2 separate regions of the Homo sapiens genome follow, and region 2 is linked to region 1. A link is a loop called in an ENCODE intact Hi-C map of the cell type or tissue named here. Cell type or tissue: mammary epithelial cell. All regions are shown on one strand. Each heading gives the region's core, and the rest is flanking DNA. Links, peaks and the distances in the headings are about the cores only.

Region 1 (2,923 bases), core at 100-2,599:
TATTCTTACAGTCCAGCTAAATGTCACTTTTTTTTTTTTTTTTTTTTTTGAGACAAAGTCTTGCTCTGTCTCCCACGCTGGAGCGCAGTGGCGCCGATCTCGGTTCACTGCAAGCTCCGCCTCCCGGGTTCACGCCATTCTCCTGTCTCAGCCTCCCCAGTAGCTGGGACTACAGGCGCCCGCCACCACGCCCAGCTAATTTTTTTTTGTATTTTTAGTAGAGATGGGGTTTCACCATGTTAGCCAGGATGATCTCGATCTTCTGACCTCGTGATCCGCCCGCCTCAGCCTCCCAAAGTGCTGGGATTACAGGTGTGAGCCACCACGCCCGGCTAAATGTCACTTCTATAAAACCTACTATTTTCTCCCTTTGCATCAGTTTTCAACACACATAGTTAGTATTCTAAAACTGGATGGCAAGTGCTTCTTCAGAGAAGGGTAATTGTCTAAGTCCACATTTGGATTAATCATTGTAACCCCTGATATTTTAAAAAATAAAAACAGTGTTATTGAGATATAATTCACCTATCATACACTCTGCCCATTTAAAGTGTACAATTCAATGGTTTTTAGTATATTTAGTATTTAGCATTTTAGATATGTACAACCGTTACCAACCACAGTTATTTTTAGAACATTTTCATCACCATACATACACACACAAAACCATACCCTTTAGCTATTACCCCAGCCTCGCCCCACCCCATTCCCTCCATTCCTAAGAAATTTACTAACATACTTTCCATCTTTATAGATTTCCTTGTTCTGGGAATTTCATATAAACGGAATCATACAATATGTGGTCTTTCATGACTGGCATTTTTCACTCAGCATGTTTTCAAATCCAATGCATAGCATGAATCAGTATTTCTTTTTATTGCCAAATAATATTCCATTATATGGATATGTCACATTTTATCCATTTATCAGGTGATGGACATTTGGACTGCTTTAACTTTTGGCCATTATGGATAGTGCTACTAGAATTATTCATGTATAAGTTTTTAGGCGGATATATGTTTTCATTTTTCTTGAGCATATGCCTATGAGTGGAAATGCTGGGCCCTACGGCTTCTTTAAGTAGCAGATATTCCATAAAAATCTGATGAAATCACCTTCCCTGTTCCATTTCAATCTTATAATTAAAATGACCATTCAAATTAATCCTTTCCCCAAAAGATAAACAAGAATATTTTTTCTTCTAAGAGGATAAGATGAAATAACAGGCATAAAATAAGTTTTTCCCTCTTCCTTAACCTCCTGCAACCTCAGGTATTACATTTATAGTGAGAATGTAGAACTGCGCCAAGAATGTAGTATTTCAGGTTTTAGGCCCTTGGGCCAAATAAACAATCCAACTAGCACGGAGTAGAAGATTTCATCAGAGATGTGCAATTGAAATAATTTTCTTCGCAAACACTTCTTTATTCTAAGAAATGGAAACCTTCTAACAATGGTAATCAAGTAAATTATTTCTCACAAGACATTCTAACTTACTATAAGAAAGAACACTGGTGGCGCATGCCTGTAATCCCAGCTACTTGGGAGGCTGAGGCATGAGAATCACTTAAGCCCAGGAGGCAGAGGTTGCAGTGAGCCGAGTTACACCACTGCACTCCAGCCTGGGTGACAGAGCAAGACTCCATCTCAAAAAAAAAAAAAAAAAGAAAGAAAGAAAGAAAGAAAGAACACTTGATAGAGAGTAGAAATATATATTTTTAAAATAATTTTCCCTTTCCCAGAAACTTCAAGAAAGATGATTCATTGAAGATCTTAGTTGTGTTTCAATGTTTTTTTCAACAATAATGTTCTTCTCAACAATGTTTTTCTCTGGCAGCACTATCCTGGAGCCAGTGAATTCGAAAACTCCACAATATTTCAGTATTAATAAAGTAAATAAGAATTAGAATGTTTCATACTGGAAAGAATTTTAAAGATACACCATTTCAACTCCTTTTTTTCTTTTTATACTCAATCTCAGAAAAGTTAAGCATCACATCACACCTCTGTGGCAGCATTATCCCCAAATTAAAATCCCAGACTTCTGGCCAGGTGCAGTGGCTCATGCCTGTAATCCTAGCACTTTGGGAGACCGAGGTGGGAGGGTTGCTTGAGTCCAGGAGTTTGAGAACAGCCTGGGTAACACAGTGAGACCCCCGTCTCTATGAAATAAAATACAAAAAAATTAGCTGGGCATGGTAGCACGTGCCTGTAGTCCCAGCTACTTGGGGCTTGAGGTGGGAGGATTGCTTGAGCCCAGGAAGCTGAGGCTATAGTGAGCCGAGATTGTGCCACTGCACTCCAACCTAGGTGACAAAGTAAGAACTTGTCTGGAAAAAAAAAAATCCAGGACTTCTGATTTTCCATTACAGAAATTTATTCTCCTGAACCATGCTGCCCTAAGTCATACTTTACTATTTTGGAGGGTAATCAAGAAAATTTTAAATTTAATGTAAGATTGAACTTCTGTTACTATTCCTCCCAAGGATCTCAGGACATTTAAAGATATGGTGCTAGATTCAGTTCTTACGAGGACTGCAGAGTAAACAAATTTGAGGGCCTCTTTAAGAAAAAAATAGGGCCAGCGCGGTGGCTCATGCCTGTAATCCCAGCACTTTGGGAGGCTGAGGCAAGCAGATCACAAGGTCAGGAGATCCAGACCATCCTCGCTAACACGGTGAAACCCCATCTCTACTAAAAATACAAAAAATTAGCCAGGTGTGGTGGTACACGCCTGTAGTTCCAGCTATTCGGGAGGCTGAGGCAGGAGAATCGCTTGAACCAAGGAGGCAGAGGTTGCAGTGAGCCGAGATCGGCACCACTGCACTCCAGCCTGGGTGACAGAGCGAGACTCCGTCTCAAAAAGAAAAAAAAGAAAAAGAAAAAAATAGGTCGGGCATAGTGGCTCATGCCTATAATCTCA
Region 2 (2,923 bases), core at 290-2,789, 85 kb after region 1:
TGTGTGGCCAAAATTATGCTTTTCATACATTATTTCATTTAATCCTCACAACAATCCTGTGAAGTAGGTATTATAATTATATCAATTTTACAGAAGAAGAAACTGAGGTTTCGGGGAGGTTAAGGGATTTGTGCAAAGTCACAAAGCTAGTAGGTGGCAGACATGTTTATCTGCCACACTCTTATTAAACATTAAACTATCCTGCCAATCCCAAACCTATGTGACAGAAACTGAAAGTAAGAAATACCAGAAACCTGGATATGCTGCTGATCATGTAAAAGAATTAGGGAAGGGCATCAATTCTAAGAATTGTGTGATACAAATGATAGCTTCCTTGACTCACTTCCAACCTTTCCTTGAACTGAAAACATGGCATTCCATTCCTGAAGGAGAATGGGACACTACTATGCACTGGGAATGTAACTGTCCCCTCCCCTCTTTTAGTAGGATAACTTGCATTACTATTTGATGGTATTGACAGGATCTCAATATCTTCTCAATTTGGTCACTTTCTTTTTTTTTTTTTTTTTTTTTTGAGATGGAGTCCGGCTCTGTCGCTCAGGTTGGAGTGCAGTGGCACAATCTCAGCTCACCGCAACCTCCGCCTCCCAGGTTCAAGTGATTCTCATGTCTCAGCCTTCCGAGTAACTGGGATTACAGACTTACACCACCACGCCCAGCTAATTTTTGTATTTTCAGTAGAGACGGGGCTTCACCATGTTGGCCAGGGTGGTCTCAAATTCCTGGCCTCAAGTGATATTCCAACTTCGGCCTCCCAAAGTGCTGGGATTACAGGCGTCAGCAACAATGCCCGGCCTCAATTTGGTCACATTAAAAAAAAATGATATGGCCACGTGCAGTGGCTCACACCTGTAATCCCAGAGTTTTGGGAGGCAGAGGCAGGAGGATCTCTTGAGGCCAGGATTTTGAGACCAACCTAGGCAACACAGCAAGACTCCCTCTTTACAAAAAAAAAGAAACTTTAAAAAATTAGCCAGGCATGGTGGCACATGCCTGTAGTCTCGGCTACTGGGGAGGCTGAGGCAGGAGGATCACTTGAGCTCAGGAGTTCAAGGCAGCAGTGAGCTATGACTGTGCCACTGCACACCAACCTGGGTGACAGGGTGAGACTCTGTCTCTAAATAAACAAGCAAGCTACTACTTAGATCAGCCAGTTTAAGACTAACTAGGTTGGTTGGTAACATAAAAATGATTTCTTAATAGAATATCCAGTGACCCGAGCAACTTGCATAACTCCTACCAGTGAAACTAACCTTTAAAAAATGTTCTCAGTACATGAAATGTATTCATAAGATACTTCTAAAAATAACTCCCCACTGTAATTCCCTCCTTATGCATCTGGGCAGAGATGTCATATTTCCTTCACAAAGCTTCCTTTTATGTTGCAACAGTAAGAATCTCAATTTCAAGCTAAACCAGAACAATCTAGAACTATAAACTTTTTCATAAGACATGATTATTTGTATTAGTATGCTATATTTTATATAAATTGTCCACATGTGATGGGACATCCTTACGTTTTTAACTCAGAACTATTTTTAACTGGAAAACAAAGCAGCTGTAGTTTTAAATTCTGTCATCCTTCCCCCATCTTTTTTCTGCTAACACGTGGCTTTCCACAAAAGGGTCAGTGTGATCTTTGCAGATCAGAGATAAGGAATATAGCCACAATAAACTAGAGAAGGTTAAGCACGTTTTAAGTAATTCAGGAGTTTAAAACTTGTCATCTATGTATAAAACAAGCAAACAGTTATAAGTGGTTAAATAAACATGTACAAATTAATAGGATGGAGTTTGTAACTTCTACTTTTCCCTTCAACGAGTGTCATTTTGGCAGGCAGCCATATAATCTGCAATAATCTGTCATCACGAAGCACCACCCACTTCCTCTGCTTCACCCCCATCCAAGCTATGACTGGGATATTTCTGGACTGCTAATATAACATTCAGACAATCATAAAAGGCCTCTCAATGAAAGCTGAAATTAACATAATTTGTACTTTTAAGTTTTAAACATGCATAAATCTTAAGGAAAAAGAACGTGCTATATGACATCACATTTTAAAGATTATTTGACACTTAAAATTTCCTTTTTCATACATTAGAAAGAATAGCGCCCCCATTAGTAATATCCACTGCAATGCTTCTTAAATGAAAACATCCTATGCATAATTATAAGACTTAATTTACACATTTAACCTGCACAGTATTATGAGTTTGGATATGACAGTCACATGTTAGCCTATGCATTTTATTTAAACCTCATTCCAAGAGACTAGTGAAGTTGGTAAAGAAATTATTAAGGTAGCTTTCCTGATTTATAACATATTTTGCATTAACTTTTTAACATACAAATGATGACATGTCAAAAAAAAAGTATCTGTTTTCCTACTTAAACTAAATTCATTTTATGGACTATAGTAGTCACATAAATTGTTAATAACCGAATGGCCAACATGTTTTATTTTTATACTTTCATAAGTAGCTAACTCTATGTATTAAATTGATTTAAAAAGTTACAAAACAAAATAAATGTGACCAAACCCTCTGACTTTTCTGTCTCTAAATTTGGTATTACATTCAAGAAACAGCTCTGCTTTCTATACTATTTTCCCTTTCTGTGAATGAAGAAAAATAGGAGGCAGGCTTGTTACTTTTAAAGATCTCTAGGATGAATAGTGTGCCACTTGGAGTAGCTTGATTGTAAAATATTGTTTTAAAGTAATAATATCATCCATTAGCATAAACTGTATCCATTTAAGATGACCTTCAGTATATTTCAAGTTTTTTATTTAAAAGACTCTTCCGACAAAATATTGGTATTGTATTTCATGCTCAGCATTTACCTTAGTTATTCAGGAGAAAGAAAAAAATTAAATTTTTTTGAAAAATTGCCACTTTT

What was found. Hi-C counts contacts between places; a loop is a spot of excess contacts. Peaks named below come from ENCODE experiments on the same cell type or tissue, not always from the same donor. Only the 100,000 strongest peaks of a DNase experiment are listed, where the experiment ranks them.
Region 2: a loop joins it to region 1, with 2.9 times the contacts of the local background. A loop is called at or near these places in 2 of 110 quality-filtered maps.

The regions. Positions count from the first base shown.
Region 1 is chr12:118,270,643-118,273,565 of GRCh38, forward strand. The region is part of intron 1 of TAOK3 (TAO kinase 3); the gene reads right to left. Among named protein-coding and RNA genes, the nearest start is that of TAOK3, 100 kb to the right of the region's middle. In mammary epithelial cell, for the core only: no CTCF peak of the experiment used is centred there; a DNase peak (open chromatin) is centred at 1,339; H3K4me3 peaks cover 295 bases; H3K27ac peaks cover 2,066 bases.
Region 2 is chr12:118,355,783-118,358,705 of GRCh38, forward strand. The region is part of intron 1 of TAOK3 (TAO kinase 3); the gene reads right to left. Among named protein-coding and RNA genes, the nearest start is that of TAOK3, 16 kb to the right of the region's middle. In mammary epithelial cell, for the core only: no CTCF peak of the experiment used is centred there; DNase peaks (open chromatin) are centred at 1,269 and 1,869; H3K27ac peaks cover 2,355 bases.